2 separate regions of the Homo sapiens genome follow, and region 1 is linked to region 2. Evidence: read pairs that join two places in POLR2A ChIA-PET (ENCODE). Cell type or tissue: B cell. All regions are shown on one strand. Each heading gives the region's core, and the rest is flanking DNA. Links, peaks and the distances in the headings are about the cores only.

What was found. Peaks named below come from ENCODE experiments on the same cell type or tissue, not always from the same donor. Only the 100,000 strongest peaks of a DNase experiment are listed, where the experiment ranks them.
Region 1: POLR2A ChIA-PET joins it to region 2 with 8 read pairs; 2 of 35 experiments call an interaction of 5 or more read pairs at or near these places.

The regions. Positions count from the first base shown.
Region 1 is chr3:57,157,199-57,162,876 of GRCh38, forward strand. The region is part of intron 1 of IL17RD (interleukin 17 receptor D); the gene reads right to left. Among named protein-coding and RNA genes, the nearest start is that of IL17RD, 5.3 kb to the right of the region's middle. RefSeq lists enhancers at 1,721-2,406, 2,407-3,090. In B cell, for the core only: no CTCF peak of the experiment used is centred there; a DNase peak (open chromatin) is centred at 2,233; H3K27me3 peaks cover 1,612 bases.
Region 2 is chr3:56,686,077-56,691,754 of GRCh38, forward strand. No RefSeq gene overlaps it. Among named protein-coding and RNA genes, the nearest start is that of TASOR, 5.7 kb to the left of the region's middle. In B cell, for the core only: no CTCF peak of the experiment used is centred there; no DNase peak of the experiment used is centred there.

The sequences.
Region 1 (5,678 bases), core at 643-4,642, 470 kb after region 2:
GCCTCAAGCAGGGCCTCAGGCAGTTGAATGTCAACAAACTGCTTTTCACGGGGGCAGTTCTAGGATGAGGAGCAGCAGAAGCCCGTTCAAGTTTCTCTGGAATGAGTAGGGAAGTGTGGAGAGAGGACGGGGAGTGCTCGGTACTGTGGCCCCAGAATCTCTTCCTGAATTTCCCTGTTGTCCAGGCCCCTACTCCTTTGTCTTGCTCCTGGCCCAGACAGGCAGCCACTGTGGACGGGGGACTGGTCCCACAACCTAACACAGGGTGGCTGCTCAAAAAAAGGGTCTCCTGCCTCCTCACTCCAAATAAGTCTTTTTGAGCTTCAGATACTGAACAGTTACAATAAATCCTAACCGTGTGAGTGCCTGTGCTGCACCCAGAGCAAATGTGCACACTCCAGAGGAAGGGGCCATAAACCGTCACTCAACAGAGACCACGCTCAGGCGGCGGACTGCTGCTACATTTGGTCCATACTGCACTGCATTTTCCTCAGATAAAAGGGGGCCGTTTTGGGAGAGAAGAAACCAGAAATCACCCGGACAGAATAAAATCACAGGGAAAGGGTTTCTAAACCATATGGCCTATCTCAGGAAAACACACCTCTTCGTTCCAAGGAAGCCCTCCCTTTATCCCATTAACCCTCCCACTCTCGAGTAAAACAGTCCATCGCAGCACAGAAGTCTGGGGACACTGCCAGCATTTTTTAAAGGGTTACTATTCAATGGGGGGAAAAGATCTACAAAAATGACCAAACAGAACACTTGGAAAAACTCCTAGTTTTGAAGGCAATAAAGTACTTTTTACATCTGAAAAAAAGTTGTATTTAAGGCCTAATCCCTCATGATTTCAAAAGGATTCATATGAAGTATTCATTTAATGTGTGAAATGTAAATATCCATCCAAACATTTTAATTAATGCTACCAATTTCCATTCCGTTTTCAAAGTTGATACTTGAATTTTATATGGCTTTTCTGGTACGTTCAAGCATGCTTCCCTACCATGTAGTAGTTTTAATGAAAAGCCTCATGATTAACGTCTATTAGATCAGGTATGGAATGAAGAAAGGTACAATAAAATTACAATTTACTAAGCTTCCAATAATACTTGCCATCTACTGCCCTTTCAAGTCTTAAGGTACCAGCCATATGCAAATAAGACATTTTAGCATTAGTTTTACCATAAAATGAATGCTTCTTAAATAAGCACAGTAGAGGTAGTTTTCATTTACACTATTAAATCAGAAAATTTATGAGCCCATTTCCGTTTTAGAAGAGAATTACATGTGTGTTCACATCACATCTTTATTTTGTCGTCCACCCAGTGATTTGTTGAGGACAGCTGGTACCTATTAAGTCCCCCCCTTTAAATGTTGTAGCCTTAATTAGCTACATCCACCTTCCCCCAACATTTCCAAACAAGGAACCAAAGAAAAGGGAATCCATTTTTATCATGGATACTTTGAACAATGGAGTTGCAAACATCAATGTTAACAGTCTCTATTAGAAACTAGTTATTCGTTTTTTAGGCCACTTCACAAAAACATGGTACAAATGGAGTTTTTGTTATGTAGGTAATTTTTTAAATTGTTCAATTTTTAGTTTCCTGCCTGGTGTTATTAATTAAAAGCCTTCTTTTAATATATTGTTTGGGAAAGGATGAAGGAGTCTCCCCAGAGATATTCTTGGTATTATTTAAGCTACAGACTTCTTTCTTACTTGGACTTTTCAGCATATGACTGAACAGGTAGAATCTGCAAATAGAGAAAGCAGCAGGGTGTGGTTTTCTATGAACAGACAACATGCCCTTCCCAGACACCAAAGGGTTTCCAACTCACACAATGAGAAATTGTTGATTGGATTGCTTTAACCTGCCATATATAGATAAAACACACACTGACTTAATTTACAATGTCGATATCTCTTCTTTTTTTTTTTTTTTAAAGACACATTTACATTTATGCACTCAGGACTTCAAGTGTGAATTCTGTTCAACAGACTAAATTCTGAGCAAGATAATGGGCCATCTCAAAGATTCCCCCCTTGGATTTGTTTCTTCAAGACTGGCCCTAGCTTTAATCTGCAGTAAGACTATCTGTTTCAATAGGATGTGATCACTTGAGGGCTTGTGTCTTTTCAATCAGCCGGTGGCCCTGCCGGGTTTAGAGTGGCAGAGGGGAAGTGGCCTGTGGTTAAACAGAGGAAATACCAAGGCATTTTAATAGAGCAAATAGTCTCTTTACTTCCCACCGGGAAGAGCTTCAAAGGCTGTGGGCCCCGGAGGAGACAATGTGTTTCGGAGGCCATCAGTCACCTAATCGTGTGTCAGGCCCATTCAGAACATCCAAGCAGCCAAGACAAACACTGCCCAGGAGGACAATGCCTCCCACTGGCTGGGCAAGTCTGGCTGGCTGGAGATGGGGCCTGTAGCTCCAGCACAGACAGCCCCCCGGCTGACTGAGGGCAGGAGCTCTCCAAATTTGGGAGTAGATGGGAAATGGAAAAGGTCTGGCTGCCAGGGCAGGGTGGCCAGAGAGAGGTCTGCTCTAAGGCCACTGCACCTCTCAACCTGTCAAGCTCCCTGATAGCTGAGCCCTCTCCTCACCCCACATTCTTACAAATCAAGGGTGGAGGCTCAAGTTCTAGAAGCCTAAAAACCCATCCATCAGAAGCAGGCTGAAGAGGCAGTGGGGGGCCAGGCACGGTGGCTCACGCCTGTAATCCCAGCACTTTGGGAGGCCAAGGTGGACAGATCATCTGAGATCAGGAGTTCGAGACCAGCCTGGCCAACATGGTGAAACCCTGTCTCTACTAAAAATACAAAAATTAGCTGGGTGTGGTGGTGGACGCCTGTAATCCCAACTACTCGGGAGGCTGAGGCAGGAGAATCGCTTAAACCTGGGAGGCGGAGATTGCAGTGAGCTGAGATCATGCCAATGCACTCCAGCCTGGGCTCCAGAGCGAAACTCCGTCTCAAAAAAAGAGGCAGCGGGGAATGAAGGAGGACAATAAAATTGTTGATGGGGTAGCCCCAGCAGGAGCAGACACCTGCTGGGGCACAGTATATAAAAAGTTCAGGGACAGAGGAAGAAAAAGCCTTGAAAGCTTTAAAAAAGAAAAAAAAAACATGTTTTAGGCCAAATGAAGCATGAAAAATACTTAAAAGCACTAGCAGTTCTTTCCTTTGTTGGGAAGTTGTAAGATTTGAACTGCTGAGAATCTGATTTGGATCCTGTGCTACTCCTTCCTGAGACTGTTTTCAGACAAACCCAGCTGTTCTAGGGAGGAACTCAGGGGAAGTGTCAAGTCCTCTTCACTCCAGGCCTCCTCATCTGCCCCAGGCCAGAGGCACCCATCCAAACTAGCTTCTCCCCCGCCCCGCTTCCCTGCTCCTCCCATCCTCACACTCCCCACCCAGCCTGACCCCTTTTATCGGTCAGGGCTCTGAGAAAGTCTTCACATTCTTCTCTAAGGCCAGTGACATAATTTAAAGCCAAACTCTGATTTTAAATGTTTAGAATGTGTGTTCTCCCCTTCTTTGGATTGTGGGACCCCTGTCCCCTAAAACAATAGGTCTCATCCTGGTTACAGCATGCGTATCCTCAAAAGAATTTGTTAAAATGCCAATTCCTGGGCTCCACCTCACTCTCACTCTGATCCCATTAGCTTTCAATCTGCATTTTAACAAGCTCCTGAGGCAATTCTGATACTGGAAGGCCCAGGGTGTCACTTGGAGAAAAAGTTAACTGCTGGTCTCCTGGTCACGGAGCTATATGCCCAAGTTAATAACTAGCACAATGCCCCAGGCACTGCAGGGGCTTGGGGTTGGGTGGATGGCTGAGGTTGGGGAGAGAAGGGAGGGCTGCTCAAGAAAGATGGACATGGGCCAGAAGAGTTCCCAATTAACTAGGCAAAACAGGCTGGAAGAAAGCTTTGCACTGCTTATAAAAACGTCTCTCTAAAAAATGTATCAACCAGGACTGAGTAATTTTTTAACCAAGAATTCTGTAACAGACACAAGAGCATCTGTAACATGGACAACATGGCCATACGATAGGCAGACCAGATGTGGGCTTAGGAGCCATGAGCTGCAAGTGAATGAAAATGCATCCAATTCAGAATCAAATAAACATGTCTGGGCCCACAGCCAAGGATAATTCTTGGATTGGACTTTTATCAGGAACCTAAATTTTAACCAGCTGGAACTTCTCTTTTCCAAGTACCACCCTATTCCTTCCTACCTTTTGTGATGAAGTATTTGCCTTAAATGGGAAACTTGCATTTCATTGTAAAGATGATGCCAGCATCCTGGCTTCCCGAATTCCTGAAGGAGTAGTGTTTTCTTGCAGGGGGAGTAGGAATTATGTTCCAGGGATAATAGACCAGAGAAGGTGGACCCCATTTAGGTAAGGAGGCAAGAAATGTTCCCTCCTCCCCCACTGCAGGAAAAGCCACTAAATACAAACCTGTGGGAGTAGATTCCTAACTCCTTGTTCCATAAAAAGGCTTCTAGACCAGCAAGACAAGGGGAGGGAGAACTTCAGTATGAGTGACTGACACAATTAAAGTTATGAACCAAACTTGCTTCTAGTTGCAAACAAAACCATTCCACTCTAGAAGCAAGAGCCAGTGTAAATGAGGATGGTGTGGTCCCTCTGGAGGTTTTACAAATCATTACTTCTGTGTGAACACAGTATTTATTACTCAAAGAGCAACCTTACCTGGCAAGGACCCTAAGAGAATTTTTTTTAAGTAGTTGAGGAAGTGTGCCCACAACTCATTTCTAAAACACTGACCTGTGTTCAAGATGGTATCAGCCTCTTAATTGCCCCACTAATAATGGGGAGGTTGTGAAACCTGACCACTTAAACCAGGCCAGCCCATGGCTCCTCTGGGAGCAGCCCCGAAGGGTCTGTTAGCAGGGCTGCAGAGGGTTGGCTGGCTGTAGTCACCTTGCAAGTCTTGCAAAAATACACATTCCTGCAAGGGCAAGGGTTCCTGAAACAAATGTTGCCTGGAGATCAAGGGGGTCATTTGCTCAGCTCTGCTCCAGCACCTAAATCCAGTTTCTCAGGACTTGGTGCTGCACCTTGCTGCCCCCTCTCAGGTTCTGAGTATGGCCCAGGCCCACAGAAAGCCTCCTCTGATTTGCATCACATATAGTCGACCCTTATCCTTTTATGTTCCTACAGCCCCACTGTAAGCAACCTTAGAGCTGAGGCCAACATCTATGGACTAAGTACCTCTTATTTGGTAGGGGACCCAAACATGAATCAAATACTCTAGTCACTGTGTACCAGTACTTCCTAGCTGACTCCCTGACAGAGCAACTTCTAGAAGACATGACCTAGGGAGGTGTGGACAGGGACAATTTTTTGCAGAAGTGATGCTAGGGCCGAGAAAGGAAGCTGCAGAGGTGTAAAGGAACACAGGCAGGAACAGCATGTGCAAAGACAATGGACCTTGATGCCCTGATCTTTGCCTCTACTTCTTAAAATCTATCAGGAAATACAGGATTTAGCAGGAAGGCAGCAGGGTCTAATTTGGTTCAGCCAATATTTACAGGGCTCTGACGCCACCAAGATGAGGTTCAGTGCCTGGCTAAAGAAACTAGTCTGAAGACATAGAAGTGAACAAATACTGACAAAGCTGTCTGATGAGACTAAAGTGCAAGGACCTG
Region 2 (5,678 bases), core at 853-4,852:
CACGGTGAAACCCTGTCTCTACTAAAAATACAAAAAATTAGCTGGGCGTGGTGGCGGGCGCTTGTAGTCCCAGCTACTCAGGAGGCTGAGGCAGGAGAATAGCGTGAACCCGGGAAGCGGAGCTTGCAGTGAGCTGAGATCATACCACTGCACTCCAGCCTGGGCAACAGCTCCGTCTCAAAAAAAAAAAAAATTAGCTGGGCATGGTGGTGGGTGCCTGTAATCCCAGCTACTTGGGAGGCTGAGGCAGGAGAAACTCTTGAACCCAGGAGGCAGAGGTTGCATTGAGTGAAGATTGCACCACTGCACTCCAGCCTGGACGACAGAGAGAGACTTCATCTCAAAAATAATCATAATAAAAGAAAAAAAATTAGTGAAATCAGATTTTCTATATTATGCCTTACAAGGTATAAAAAAATTAGGAGTCTCTAAAATATAATTTTAAATACATATTCATTTATTGTAGATAGCAAAAAAATTTCAGTTTAGCTGGAGAACATTACTAATGTTCACTATTAGAAATATTTTTTATGTATTGGGGACTAAGCACTGCTACCTACTAAGGATGTCATTTTGAAGCAAATGAACAGGGTTACCTTCTTCAAATTTGCTGTTCAGTGGGGAATGCGTCTGAAACTAGGATGTATGGTGATGGCTAAGCTGAGACCTAAAGGTAAAGTAAGGAGTCAGAAACATGAGGGGCAGAAAAGGGGTATAAATTTGCTGAATCCCACCTATTTCAGGAAAACTAACACAGTGACATACAGAAGATACCCATCTAGGTATTCATATATGTTTATGTATATAGATATCTTTGGGGGGGTGAGTACCACAGAGGCACATAGTTCTGAAGCACGAGCTACCAAAAGTTTATGCTTTTAAGTATAAAGCCTGTAGTTGTCTCCTGCTATCAGTAATGGGCAAAGCAGCAGCACAAGGAATATTAGAGAACAGTATAAAATAGTGTAAAATTAAATTTCCAGGGACCACAATTGCCTTTTAAAATTTGGAAACATAAAAATAATCAATTTCAACTCCACAATTTAAAAATAGGAAAAGAGAGGCTGGGCACGGTGCCTCACGCCTGTAGGCCGTGAGCACTTTAGGAGGCCAAGGCAGGTGGATCACTTGTGGTTAGGAATTCGAGATCAGCCTAGCCAACATGGTAAAACCCTGTCTCTACTAAAAATACAAAAGTTAAGGCCGGGTGCAGTGGCTCACGCTTGTAATCCCAGCATTTTGGGAGGCTGAGGCGGGCAGATCATGAGGTCAGGAGTTCGAGACCAGCCTGGCCAACACAGTGAAACCCCGTCTCTACTAAAAATACAAAAATTAGCTGATCATGGGGGCAGGCGCCTGTAATCCGAACTACTCGGGAGGCTGAGGCAGGAGAATCGCTTGAACCTGGGAGGCGGAGGTTGCAGTGAGCGGAGATCGTGCCACTGCACTCCAGCCTGGGCAACAGAGCTAGACTCCGTCTCAAAAAAAAAAAAAAAATTAACTTGGCGTGGTGGCACATGCCTATTATCCCAGGTACTCAGGAGGCTAAGGGAGGAGAATCACTTGAACCTGGGAGGCGGAGGTTGCAGTGAGCCGAGATTGTGCCATGGCACTCCAGCCTGGGTGACAGAGTGAGACTCTGTCTCAAAAAAGTAAAAAAATAAAAATAGGAAAAGACAATGACTCAAGATCATATAGCAAGCTAGTAACATTTATTGAGTACTTTCTATGTGTCAAGACACTGTTCTTTTTTTTTTTTTTTTTTTTTTGAGATGGAGTTTCGCTCTTGTTGCCCAGGCTGGAGTGCAATGGCATGATCTCTGCTCACCACAAGCTTTGCCTCCCGGGTTCAAGCAATCCTCCTGCCTCATCCTCCCAAGTAGCTGGGATTACAAGCACCCATCACCATGCCCAGCTAATTTTTGTATTTTTAGTAGAGACGGCGTTTCTCCATGTTGGTCAGGCTGGTCTCAAACTCCCGACCTCAGGTGATCTGCCTGCCTTGGCCTCCCAAAGTGCTGGGATTACAGGTGTAAGCCACTGCGCCCAGCCCAGACACTGTTCTAAGAGTGTTACAGGTGTAGTCTCATCAATGCCCAGAGAAGGTACTGATGTTATTTCCATTTACAGATGAAAAAAACTGAGGCAGAGCAGTTAATTAACTTAATGTCATTTAGAGTGTAAGTTGCAAAACCAAGATTCTAACACAGGCACTGTGCCTCCAAAGCCCCATGCCGTTAATAACCACAATATATTAAACTTCTCTTGAAACAAAATACAAAACTCAGTGCATTTTCCACTATGTCATTTCATCTCCCTTCCTCAAACAGTACTTTAAAAGACAGGATATAAATAGCATAACTCAGCAATAACTATCAATATTACTGATGCATAACCTTTTGACCTAGCAGTTCTACTTCTAGAAATGTATATGGTACAGATGTACTCATTCACATTCTAAATGTGTATTCAAGGATATTCTTTAGTGTTGTTAATAATAGCAAAGGATTGGAAATAAGTATCTATCAAAAGGTATGTCCAGTGGAATACAGCCATAAAAAGGAATGAGGCACTGATGCATGCTACAACATGAATGAACCTTGAAAACATTATGCTAAGTAAAAGAAGCCAGACACAAAAGCGATATATTATAGATTCTGTTCATATGGAAATGAAAAATAGGAAATTCCACAGAAACAGAAAAATGATTAGTGGTTACCAGGGGCTAGAGAGAAGGGGGAATGAGGACTGACTGCTAATGAGTACAGGGTTTCTTTTTGGGGTGATGAAAATATTCTGGAATTAGTGGTGGTAATTCCACAACTTTGTGGATATATTTAAAATCATTGAACTATGTACTGTATTTATTTATTTATTTATTTATTTATTTGAGATGAGTCTCACTCTGTCACCCAGACTGGAATGCAGTGGTGCCATCTTGGCTCACTGCAACCTCTGCCTCCTGGGTTCAAGTGATTCTCCTGCCTCAGCTTCACGAGTAGCTGGGATTACAGGCACCTGCCATCACACCCAGCTAATTTTTGCATTTTTAGTAGAGATGAGGTTTCGCCATGTTGGCCAGGCTAGTCTTGAACTCCTGACCTCACGTGATCCACCCACCTCGGCCTCCCCAAGTGCTGGGATTACATGCGTGAACCACCACATCCGGCTGAACTATATACTTTAAAAAGATGAATTTTATAATATGTGAATTATATCTCAAGGTGGTGGGGAGGACTAGGCATTCCTTGAGGTCAGAGACTCCAAGCAGCAGAAACTCTCTCCTGTTGCTGGGTTTGAACAAACAAGCTGCCATGAGTTTTATAGCTGCCAACAACTTGAAGGAATTTGGGAGCGAACCCTTTTGTAGTTGAGTCTCCAGGTGAGAATGCAGCCCAGCTGCATGATTCTAGCCTTGTGAGACTCTGAGCACAGACCCCAGCTAAGCCATGCCTGGACTTCTGACCTGCAGAAACTGTGAGCTAATACAGTATTGTTCTAAGCCACCAGGTTTGTGTTAGTTGTTATGCAGTAATAGAAAACTAATACAGAGGTCACAATATGCCTGGCATTTTCTTTTTCTTTCTTTCTTTTTTTTTCTTTTTTTTTTTTTTTTTTTTGAGAGGGGTCTTGCTCTGTCACCCAGGCTGGAGTGCAATGACACAATCTCGGCTCACTACAACCTCCACCTCCCAGGTTCAAGCAATTCTTCTGCCTTGGGCTCCCGAGTAGGTGGGATTACAGGCACACGCCACCAGGCCCAGCTAATTTTTGTATTTTTAGTAGAGACGGGGTTTCACCATGATGGCCAGGCTGGTCTTGAACTCCTGACATCAGGTGATCTGCCTGCCTCGGCCTCCCAAAGTGCTGGGATTACAGGCGTGCACCACTGCGCCCAGCCATGCCTGGCATTTTCTAAGTGCTTGCCTGGCATTTTCTAAGTGCTGTGTGTGTGTGTGTGTGTGTGTGTGTGTGTGTGTGTGTGTGTTTTTGAGACGGAATCTCGCTCTGTCGCCCAGGCTGGAGTGCAGCAGCGCGATCTCACCTCACTGCAACCTCTTGCCTCCCAGGCTCAAGCGATTCTGCTGCCTGCCTCAACCTCCCAAGTAGCTGGGACTACAGGCGCGATGCCATCACACCCGGCTATTTTTTTGTGTTTTTAGTAGAGATGGGGTTTCACCATGTTAGCCAGGATGGTCTCGATCTCCTGACCTCGTGATCTGCCTACCTCGGCCTCCCAAAGTGCTGGGATTACAGGTGTGAGTCACCGCGCCCGGCCAGTGCTTTGTATATTTTAACTCATTTGATTTTCACAACAACGCTATGAGGTAAGTACTCACATTATTCCCATTTTTCTAATAAAGAAGCTCATTAGGTGCTAAGTGTTTAAAAAAAAAACTGGCTGGGTGCAGTGGCTCACATCTGTAATCCCAGCACTTTGGGAGGCCAAAGGCAGGTGGATCACAAGGTCAGGAGTTCAAGACCAGCCTCGCCAACATAGTGAAACCCCATCTCTACTAAAAATACAAAAATTAGCCAGGCATGGTGGTGCACGCCTGTAATCCCAGCTACTCGGGAGGCTGAGGCAGGAGAATTGCTTGAACCCAGGAGGCAGAGATGGCAGTGAGCCAAGATCACACCACTACACGCCAGCCTGGGTGACAGAGAAAGACTCCATCTCAAAAAAAAAAAAAAACAAAAAAAAAAACGAAAAACAAAAAACAAGGCGCAGAACAGGATGAATAGAGGGTTAGTATTTATATCAAAAAATGGGAAATACAGTGAAATATATACAAATATTTACATCTATTTGCATAAAACTTTACTGGAAGTCTACATAAGTAGCTAGCAATATTGATTGCCTATGGAAAGGGAACAGGGGCTAGAAGATAGAGATGGGAGAGACTTTTCCCTCTATGTCCTTTCATACTTTTCATGTAAAAGACAGGTTAAAAAAAAATATATATATATATATATTCTTTTTTTTTTTTTTGAGACAGGGTCTCCCTCTGTCATGTCATGGCTCACCCAGCCTTGACCTCGTGGGCTCCAATGATCCTCCTGCCACAGCCTCCGAGTAGCTGGGACTACAGGTGTGTACCACCATACCTGGCTAATTTTCTTATTTTTTGTAGATATTGGGGTCTTACTGTGTTGCCCAGACTGGTCTCAAACTCCTAGGCTCAAGCAATCCTCCTGCCTCAGCATCCCAAAGTGCTAGGATTATAGGCATAAGCCACCATGCTTGGCCAAAAGATGTGATTTTTGATGCTCACATATATCTTGAGCCTTGTAGGTCACACAGCTAGGAGGCTTTTTGTTTTTTAACATTTTCATTTAAAGACAGTAGTAAAGATAATAAAGTCCAGTCAACAAAAAAGTACCACTAACATCTAATTCATAGAACTTTAAGGATCTTAATTAGTTTGATTCATTTTATGGATGAAGAAAATATTACAAGGTTACAACTCCACTGTCCATTCAGATGCATTAAAAAATGTGAAATTGTCATTCCCTCCATATATTGAGCAACAATAATTCTACTTCCAAGGAGTCATCCTCTTTCCCCAAAGGGTTTTTCTGGTTACTCATTGAGCAAATATTTCTTAGGTGTGTCCTAGTGAGAGGTGACAGCGTGCTAGCAGTCCTCACAGCCCTCACTGGCTCTGGGCGCCTCC